2 separate regions of the Homo sapiens genome follow, and region 1 is linked to region 2. Evidence: chromatin loops called from intact Hi-C (ENCODE). Cell type or tissue: sigmoid colon. All regions are shown on one strand. Links, peaks and the distances in the headings refer to the core of each region. The heading gives the core; the rest is flanking DNA.

Region 1 (5,383 bases), core at 195-5,194, 480 kb before region 2:
TGACATCCAGGTTCATCAACATGAGTGAGTCTCAAGACAGAATGGAGAGGGGAAAAAAGCACATGGGCAAAGAACACGTATTTTATGCTTCATTTTCTATAAAGTTCAAAACTATGCAAAGCTAAATAACACATTATTTAAGGATTCAATCATACTAGGTAACATATTTTTTAAAAATCAAGGAAAGATAAATAAAGAAGTCAGTTTTCTCTGGGAGTACAGATAAGGATCTTTTTAAGGATGGGAACACAAGGAGGCTTTAAAATTACTGGTAATATTTTAAGTTGATCAGTGGATACAACAGTGCAGCAGTGTCTTCATGGACTTGATTCCTCACCCTCATGTGTCCTTAGGATCTTAGACGCTCCTACCTTATGAAAAAATGTTTTAAAAGATGACCTTTTCTTGCTTTTGCATAGTCAGAATTTCATGCCCTTGTTCCATATGGCTTGGGATTGGGAAATATAAAGACGAAGTCTTCCAGCATTTGTAGCCCTGAAAATACTGTGAAAGTTACTAGAGATGCTGCATTAATCATGTGTTTTGTTTTCTGTATTTTGTGAAACCTTGACATATTAAAAGCCTTCCTGGCAGGAGAGAGATTGCCTCTCCCAGGGCTAACCCTTTCTTAAAGCAAAAGCCCGGGCTGGGAGCATGTCTGTCACATACAAACCAGCCAGTCCTGAGTTTTTTAGACTCCACCAACCCGTTATCTAACTCTCATACACAAAGCCAATAATGTATTCCCTGCCCTGAATCCTCCCAGAGCCTGGTACAAGGCAACTAGAGACACCCCTCTAGCCAAAACCCCAGTACTATTTAAACTAGTCAATTCTAATCCCTTTACCTTGCCCGGCCTTGCCTTTTCCATGGAAATCCCAGTAAAGAGTCCAGGCTATGCTTTGCCCTTGCTCCTGTCTTCTGACACTGACCAAAATCTGGTGTCCTGCGGCCCTGCATGGGATGCAGTGATGGCCCTGCTGTAACCTGTGGGTAGAATAAACTGCTTCGTGCCAGGCCTGGCTTTCTTTCGCGGCAACACCGACTTTACACCCAAGATTAACATAGCCAACATTTACAAATGATGCTCCATAATCATTTTCACACTCTTGCATTGTGCAACAAATAAATCAAAATTCTTGAAGCCACAATGTCTCAGTAGTAGCTTTTGTAGAGTTTCAATATTTTGTGCACAGTGCATATCATATATAAAGGTCTCTTTCTATTGGAATTAGAAATATGTGTTTTTCACAGTGAAAGCAACATTTTAGCTTGTTTTTCTTATTTGACTTGTTTCCACATTGGGCCAGGTTGTTTAGGTGACTTGTTGCCAAAAAAAAAAAAAAAAAGATGCCAATTTCTACACATGAGCCAAAGCATTTATATAGAGAAGCTGAATCTCTCTGTGGAAATTCATGGCTTTTGTAAAACCTATTCTGGAAACAAATTGCAAAATCAGTTCAGGATTATTTTCAGTTGGATTAAGAAGCAACTTGTGATCCTGGTGAATCCAAAATCAATGTTATTTTGTTAGAACAAAGGCAGTGCCAGTGGGGAGAGGGAGACAAAGTTTTTCTTCTAATCTTTGACTTAGGTTAAGTTTTACCAAAATAATGTTAAGGAATAAGCAGTGACCTAGTTTACTTTGATTTAATAAAAATTTGGCAAAAGTGTCTAATATGGTTTCTGGCCTGATTTAATTGTGTCTGGGAAGCTGCTAATATCCATCCACATAAAAATCCCTTCCAAGCTGCCAGAATGTCCCGGCTGACTTATTTGGCAGAAAGTAGTTGCCGTGGCCTCAGACATGAACCAGCGAGAAGTTGGACTCTCTCAGTTTATGCAGACCTGACATGTGCCTTCTGGGACAGCCCCTTTGATGGTTATAGTCATCATGGCACATTTTCCACGGGCAAAAAATGTTGTCATAAAAAACACTACAACGATATTTGATGTTAGGGGTGCTATAGTACCTGAGGATGGATTCTAAACTCTAAGTTTCTATGTACCTGTAAGAGGAGGACACAGTTCAGTTTTCAAGAGAGTCAATTACCTGAGTGGTAATGGAAGTGTTACTTTCATTGTAAGCTGTGTGATATCAAAGCATATACATTTGTCCCTATGTATCTGTGAGGGATTGCTTCCACGACGTCGGGAGATATGAAAATCTGCAAATGCTCAAGTCCTGGATATAAAATGATGTAGTATTTGCATGCAACCTACACACATCCTCCTGTATACTTTCGATCATCTCTAGATTACTTATACTACCTAATACAATGTAAATGGTATGTAAATAGTTGTTATACTACATTGTTTAGAGAATAATGACAATAAAGACAAAAAGTCTGTATATGTTTAGTACACATGCAATTCCTTTTCTGAACATTTTTTATCATAGTTTGGTTCATTCCATAGATGCAGACCCCAGGAATACAGAAGGCCAACTGTATTATCCAATAAACACAAAACTTAAAGGTATATCTTGTACTATGTTTGTAAAAATGATCAAAACCATGGAACAAACTAAAACGTTTGCATAACTTCAATGGCAATCATTTTAAAACCCAAATCTAAAACTTTAAGTGCAGATAGGCTTTGTTTAAGATGAGAAATAGAATGAGGGGTTCTGTGTAAGACGAAGGGAAGAGAAGGATCTCCAGCATCCCTTTCTCACACGCCCACCCTTGGCCTTTACCACAAACCATAAAAAGGAGCTACCCTGACTCCCCACTGCAAATGAACTCTGGCTTTCACCCGCAAAGAGAATTCTACTCCAGGGCTCATGGGACGGAGGAGCATAAGGCTAAATGCAACTCAGGTTTATGCGTTTGAGCCAAATAATTGGTGAGTTTGGCCAAGATTCAAGTTCATTCTGAAGCATTAAATCAAAGTGTTAGAGGTTTGCTTCCAACAGTTTGGAAAGCCTCTAGTAGTGAATTACGAATCGGTCAAAGCCCCACTCCCACCCCATAATCAATCTAGTCGAGGTGACAGAGCAAAGTGGTGCCAGGACCTGGCCTGTGTGGCAAAAATAAGCAGAAGAATCAGAACAGTAAATTTCATTGTTAGCAGCTCTTCTGAGCAAACAGGAGGGAACGAAGAAGGAAAGGAATAATATAACAAAGCAGAGACTTGGAAGAGGAAGGATACAGTTATTCCCAAGCAGAGTTGCAGAGAAAGGGTGGGAATCAAAAAGAGGAGGGAATCTCAGCACACCCCAAACTTAGGCTAAATGGTAACAGACATTTGATAGAGGGCTTTAAATTTAAAAACCAACACACAAACAAACAAACAAACAGAAATAAAAACAAACAACAACAACAAAAAAAAAACCCTTAATGTAGGAAGAGAAAACAGAAGAGACAAGAAACCAATTGGAGCAAAGTTACATTCCCCCAAATTTATCGGAAGCGGAAGCTCCCAGGAAGAGATCTGTGAGTACCATGGACTACACTGGCTGGAAAAGTGACATTCCCCCAAATTCATCAGAAGTGGACCCGGAAGAGATCCGTGAGTACCATGGTCTACACTGGCTGGGACGGGGGTGTGGCAAGGAGGAGAAGGAAGGGCTGAGAGGCTAAGATCTTAACTCTTCAGGTTTAAAGCAATGAAGATAACAAAGTTGCTACCTAAAGGAAAACAACACTTTAATTAACTAAATACAAAGCTTTTAATTCACCAGACATAGCATTAAAATATATCATGGGGAAATAAATGTATAAATGTAAATTATACTTTCCAGATCAAGCTAATCTTGATAAACAAAATTCCAGTCTCACAGCTGACAGAACGAGGAGAATATTCAATTAAATCTCAGAATCTTTAGAAATGAAAGGGCAGATGTGAGGAAACCCTAACAAGCACATGCATTGCACCTTCTTTCTGTAAAACATAAATTGGAACGCCTTGATTAACAGTGATGTCAGCTTCTACTTAGTGCCTGCAAAGAAAGTTTCTTTCGTGTGAGAAGTTTACGACGGCTGCCCCAGGATGCTAAATGGGTTTTTATCTCAGGGACAGGGAGGGGTGGCTGGGGAACTAAAGAGTAGTGGATGATCTTAACAAATGAAAAAGGATAATGATACCAATTCAGGCTTCCCAAACAAAGATGACTAACCACACTAAGAGAAAGCTAGCAGTGTGCAAGCACGTGATATACTAAATGTTGTTGTTGTGTGTGTAAAATGACATTTCTAAAAACATTTTGCCTCTATGAGAAAACAAAATATAAATTTGTTCTTTTCTCCTTTCCCTGTGGAAAAGTCTGTACTACTATTAAATAAGGCCAGAACATTTTATCTTTTTATTTGACAGATTCTCCCGCTCTCCTTATTGAAAATAACTTAACTCCAGGAACTGCACAGCCTCTCCACAGATTCTAAATAATCATGACTCCATAGATTATCCACGAGCAGCTGTGAGGGGCACAAAGATTTTCCTAGAACAGAGTGGGGAGCATTCTGCAGCAGCCTAGAGGCAGCTTTTCCCCAGCCCTCAAGTGATTTTTAAGAGCCAGCCGGTCTGGAAAATGTCGAATTTGTTTGTAGGAAAGGTAAACACTGCCAAAATCCACAAGTTCCTTCCGTAGGGGGCTGTAGAGCAAATTGGTCTACAGATTAAGATAGTTGAGACAACTTATGTTGGAGAAGTGAACCCCTTCGGCACTGGGGATTTCCCCCAGAACTGTATTAGAAAGCTGATAAATCTCTGCTGGAGGAATTACGAACTGTATACTCAAGAGGTAAAGGAAATTAGAATGGATCTCTTCTATAAATATCTTAGACAAAGTGAATTTTTAAGTGAAAAAGTAGGCCGGGAGGTTTAGTGAATTGGGTTAAATGTCTCAGCCACAAGGGCTAGATTGCTTGTTCTGTGTGACTTCACTGTGATTAGAACTATACGAAATGGTTTCATAGGTGATTGGTTACAAGTCAAGTAAAATGCTTTGATTAAAGTGGAACTGGTAAAAATTTCCTGCATGTCCTGTAATTGGAGCTGCCAAATAAATGCATGATGCCAGCTAAATTTGAATTTCAGATACACAATAAATATTTTTTTAGTACAAGCATGTCCTAAGCATTGCACATGACATACTTATACGAAAAAATTATTCAATGTTTATCTGAAATTCAAATCAAACTGCGCATTCTCTATTTTTATTTGCTGAATCTGGCAAGCTCACCAGTAACACATATAAAATAGGCCCATGTTTTTCACACTCCCACTCTCAAACTCACACTGAATTCATATTTGAATAAGTATGGCCAGGCTCTATGTCTAGAACCATTAAGATTAAGTATTATTTATGAGATGAAAATCCAGGCAGGGTTTTCTATGTAGTTAATTCTAAGAGTTACTTTGGGGAATTGAGTTTCTTAAG
Region 2 (5,313 bases), core at 1-5,000:
GGGGAAAATGGACATTTTCTGGCTTGTCATTCTGTACACTGACCTTAGGCATGGAGAAAATTACTTGTTAAACTCTAGTTCTTAAGTTGTTAGCCAAGTAAATATCATTGTTGAACTGAAATCAAAATTGAGTTTTTGCACCTTCCCCAAAGACGGTGTTTTTCATGGGAGCTCTTTTCTGATCCATGGATAACAACTCTCACTTTAGTGGATGTAAATGGAACTTCTGCAAGGCAGTAATTCCCCTTAGGCCTTGTTATTTATCCTGCATGGTATCACTAAAGGTTTCAAAACCCTGCATTCATTTCTGGAGTCCGTGATTTTGAAAGCACCTGGTGTTCCAGGGAGGGAACGCATTGCTGAGGTGTAGAGGTTAATGTTTTAAACCATAGCTCACCCTTTACAGTAGAAGTCACTTGACAATCTGGTAGGGGAGCAGGCGCTCTTCAATGGATTAAACTAACGGGTTAACATCTTAATAACCTTCAGTGCTTGTGTATACCAAATGTGCTGCTTTTCCTAGAGAAAAAGCTATTGTTCCTCTGTCAAGACTAAGCTAATTTATTTGAGCAGAAGGCTGTTGAATTAGCAGAAGAATGCTTCGGCAATTGTTGAACTTTTTACCTGTCTGCCCAGTGGCTCAGCACATCATTCCTTTAAGAGGAGCTAAATGAATAGGGTTAATCTGTAGGGAACTTGGTCTTTTGAGTTTGAAAAACTTTGATCTTTTCTCCTCTGCAAATGTGCTGTATAGTCTGAAGTTTCTTTCCCTGCTGCCTATCTCCTCTTAGTGCAGACCAATTGGCCACCGCGGAGCCTTAAAGTTCTTCCATTAAAGGGATGTGGGACTTTTACTTTAAAAAGGAGAGAGAGCGCGAGAGAGGAAGACTTGTAACAGTTAGTGAAGACCGGAGGCACAAGTGCTCAGCCTTTTAAACAGCTTTTCCCGGCATTGTTAGCCAGCCTGCAGGCAGCTAGGCATGGGTTGAAGCTTTATAGAAAAGGGCTCTGAATGCCCCACAGGTGGTCTGCGCACATAATCCCCCAATTTAAAGCGTTTTCCTTTGCTGGACAATTGCATTACAAAACTCCCTTCTTTTTCGCTCCTAATTGAACCAATGAACTATTATAAACTACAAGTTTTTCTTTAAAAAAATTGCCGGTGCCTAAATTCTATTGACTAAATTCTAGCAAGTTTTCTAACTGAACCTTTTAAGGCACCGGAAGTAAAAGCTGCTTCAGCAGACGTTTCTGTTTCGCGGATATTTTTATTCCTTATGCTTGTTATTTTCTGACAGATTAGCAATAATTTAAAAGTAATTGGTAAGATTGTGTGTTAATACTGAAAAGATAGCCCCAGGTCCCTTATTAACCTGTCAATCAAGATAAGAAATGGGCAGCTACCCTGCTAATGATGGGGCATCAATCATTGTGGGATGGGAGGGGCTTTGTTCTGCACATCCTGCTAAAATGTTTGTTCTCCTTACTTTACCTAATAGGAATCTTTAGTGGCTAAAAAAAATTTTAATAGAGTGGACGCTACTTTCTTGGCCGATCTTTCTCATGTAAGAGGCTTCGCATAGGATCTCCATAGTAGTAACATTTTGCAGATCCTTTTCAGAGTAAGTCTCGGTGTTAATTAAGTTATGCAATTAGAACCCCTGCTTTAGCTATCATGCCAATCTTATTTTTTAAAGCCAGAGACACTGTAAAAGTGTTCACCTCTCCAGTAGTTTTACTCATTAAAGAATTATTTTGTAACTTAGGTACCTATCAGTGGCCTACATCTAACCCACGTGTTGACTCATGTATAGTATACATATGCCAGCCATAAACTTTTTATATTCAGTTATAAAGTAGAATTTTGAGAGCAGATCCCAGAGTCTTTACCACATATGAAGGATGGAGAGAAAGCTACAAGACACAAGTTAGCATGTTGGCTTTCTCATGTAGCAGTATTGTCATTATTGACGCATTTTCAACTATATAGCACAGTGGGAAAATGTCCAGCTTTGAAGCTTTTTACCTTATTCTTCAATATATCATTATAAAATGCTATATTCGATAACTCAAGATGTATGTGTGTTTAAGCGAACTTATTTGACAAAAAACCCAATTTAAATTCTGAGGACAGTTCTCAATAAAAAGACCTGCATCTGTCATCACTAGAGACTGATTTTAGAGATGGTATTAAGACATAAGTGCTGGTTCTTTGCCTTTAAAGCTAAAACTTGAGTTGCATATTTGCCAGTACTCAGATGGTATCTACTAAGGGAACAAAACCCCAAAATTGATTTTAGGGTGGAAGAAAGAAACGAGTCTCTATCTGGCCAATTGCATTAGACAAATGAACACCTCTGTGTGCTATACAGGTGTGTCTTTAATTACATAAAACAAGTGTTAGTTTTTCAAAATCTTGTCAAATTGGGAGAGGGGTTGATGTGGTTGCTGTGTGGCTAGAAGATCAAGTCTAACATGATTAAAACCATTACTAAAGCCAAAGCTCATTAAAATTGCTTGTGGGAGAAGTTATGTGAAACACTTTCTATTTGCTTTATAATAAATGCAATTTGAAAGTACCATGAAACAGAAGGGAAAAAAGTTGATAAGAAAGTTTAAGGAGTAAACCATGGCACATTACAGTTTCTTAACCTGCACTGACCGCATTGCTGGTGCCTGTAATACTTCAGAGTTTGGGCAAAGAGAGTGAGATTGTCTTGCCAAAAGAAAACCAGGAGCAGTTGCAGAGCACGGGATGCAATTTAAAGTGTAGGTGCAAACGTTCTGTTGAGACATAAAAAGCAAATCAGTGCAAGTGTCTATCCGCTTTCCACATTTGATACTATACTGCCATCTGGTGGTAGTACGGGGTCCCAGAACCAGGAAGTTAGGGAGGTTCCTTCATTCAATTCATTCATTCAAAAATAGCACATGGAGAGCTAGCCTAGGCACAGGCACAGCCTCCGCCCAGAGGACCTGCAAACATTTTGTATTCATAATTCTGAATCCTTTCTCTGAAGCGCTCCAAAATTGCATCAGTGCACACTGAAGTTTAAGGACCCGCAAGACATTCCCGCACAGTGATAATACTTTTATTAACTTCAATTGCATTAAGTCCTCCATATGACCATTATGCTAAAAATGTAATTAAGCTGCGTTAAATTCCAAGAGCTGCGTTAAATTCCAAGAGCATATCTTCTTTAAATTAGCTTCTGAGTTACTTTTATTTAAAGAATGGGATGCTCACCAAAGATCCACCATATCAAAGCTTTCATGGAAGAAAGGATGAATAATAAAGAGTATTTTGAGGTGGGATGTGGTTGGCTTGCTTAATTAAATGTGCCGCTTTACAATTTCTCATGTAGAGGTCAACTCTGAGTCCAGGGGATGTCCGTCAGTACTGCACGTGAGTGCTGTTAGGGTGAGCAAGACGCAGGCCATCTCGTTTTACCTAGCCAGGTGTTCATGGAAACACACCAAGGAGTAGAAACTTCGCTGGAAAACAAGGTCGGTGAGCATCTGCGTTGGAATGCTGGAGCCCTCGGGAAGGAAGATGACACAGCACTGAGATGTAGGAAGAACAGGATCTTAAAGAAGGATGAGCAGGACCAGGACCGGTGGCTCACGCCTGTAGTCCCACCACTTTGGGAGGACGAGGCAGGCGGATCACCTGAGGTCAGGAGTTTGAGACCAGCATGGCCAACATGGTGAAACTCTGTCTCTACTAAAAATACAAAAATTAGCTGGATGTGGTGGCTGGCACCTGTAATCCCAGCTACTCAGGAGGCTGAGGCAGGTGAATCGCTTGATCCAGGAGGCGGAGGCTACAGTGAGCTGAGATCACACCACTGCACTCCAGCCTGGATGACAGAGCAAGACTTTGCCAAAAAAAAAAAGGGATGAGCAGAGAAATGAGGTTTCTGAGGACTGGAATGTCTAGTGGGGATAGGAGGGAAGGAGGAGACTGTGACCAAGGACCACATAAGATCTTGGAGGACTTACAGAGTTCAGAGGCCTCAGGGGCAAGAATCTTGCTGCCCATGAACAAGGAGCAGGGGCAAGAACCTGTGGCATTAGGGAAATGTGGAATCTCAGATCTCTCTTACTGAATCAGAAACTGCATTTTAACAAGATCCCCAAGCTTCACAGGCACACCGAAGGGTAGGAAGTTCTAGCACACCATCCCACATTTCACTGGTTAGAAAACAAGCCCAAAACAACTGTGCTTACTGAACATCACACAGTCAGGAGCACAGCTGGGCCTAGAAGCCACTAAGCCTACTTGTCACTCCTGTCTCTGTAGATCTTTTCCAGCAGTCCCACTCTTCTGTGTAGACCTCTGAGGCCACCACAAGGTGCATTCAGGCTGGGTGTGGTGGCTCACATCTGTAATCCCAACACTTTGGGAGGCCGAGATAGGAGGATCACTAGAGGCCAGGAGTTCTAGACCAGCTTGGGTAATATAATGAGACTCCATCGCTATAAAAAAATAAAAAGCCAGGTGTGGTAATGCATGCCTGTAGTCCCTTGGGAGACTGAGACAGAAGGATCGCTTGAGTCCAAGAGTTCAAGCCTGCAGTAAGCTATGAATCTGCTACTGCACTCCAGCATGAGCAATAGAGAAAGAGTCTATCTCAAAAAAAAAAAAAAAAATGCATTCATAGCTGATACAGCAACTTACCAGGGCTGTGTTTACCTGGTTACAGAATCATAGCAGAGTTCTCTCACAGTTTGGTGGTGGCCTACACAGGAAATGTGAACGCCCATCCTTCAGAGACAAGAGGAGCACTGTGGAAAGGCTTGCCTCTTGGGATCCTGGCCAACTTAGGCCAGCTCACCTGCCTTTTGCCTTCTACAGCCACCGTGTTCCAATAAATTCCACATTTAAGAGTCTGTGTTCTAGCTTAGTGAGAAGGCACAGTGACTGGGAGTAATATGGTTTGGTTCTGTGTCCCCACCCTAATCTCGTTTTGAATTGTAATCCCCACATGTCAAGGGAGGAACCTAGTGGGGGGTGACTGGATTATGGGGACGGATTCCCCCCCTTGATGTTCCGATAGTGAGTGAGTTTTCAAGTGGTCTTGTTTGGTAAGTGTCTGGCACTTCCCTCTTTCTCTCTTTCGCTCTCCTGTGACTGTGTAAGATGTGTCTGCTTCCCCTTCACCTTCCACCATGATTGTAAGTTTCCTGAGGCTTCCCCAGCCACGCGGAGCTGTGAGCCAATTACTCCTCTTTCCTTTGTCAATGACCCTGTCTCAGGGAGTATCTTTATAGCAGTGTGAGAGAGGACTAATCCTCTATTAGTCAGATGGG

Evidence for each region. Peaks named below come from ENCODE experiments on the same cell type or tissue, not always from the same donor. Only the 100,000 strongest peaks of a DNase experiment are listed, where the experiment ranks them.
Region 1: it touches region 2 in a loop (5-fold over the local background); 5 of 110 quality-filtered maps call a loop at or near these places.

Annotation. Positions count from the first base shown.
Region 1 is chr10:36,116,048-36,121,430 of GRCh38, reverse strand. No RefSeq gene overlaps it. Among named protein-coding and RNA genes, the nearest start is that of LINC02630, 220 kb to the right of the region's middle. In sigmoid colon, for the core only: no CTCF peak of the experiment used is centred there; a DNase peak (open chromatin) is centred at 2,990; H3K27ac peaks cover 312 bases.
Region 2 is chr10:35,633,234-35,638,546 of GRCh38, reverse strand. FZD8 (frizzled class receptor 8) reads left to right here. Exons shown (of 1, transcript NM_031866.3): 1 at 1-300. Among named protein-coding and RNA genes, the nearest start is that of MIR4683, 5.4 kb to the left of the region's middle. RefSeq lists enhancers at 430-1,052, 233-2,093. In sigmoid colon, for the core only: CTCF peaks have their summits at 68, 267, 2,658 and 2,859 (motif pointing left); a DNase peak (open chromatin) is centred at 2,823; H3K4me3 peaks cover 1,353 bases.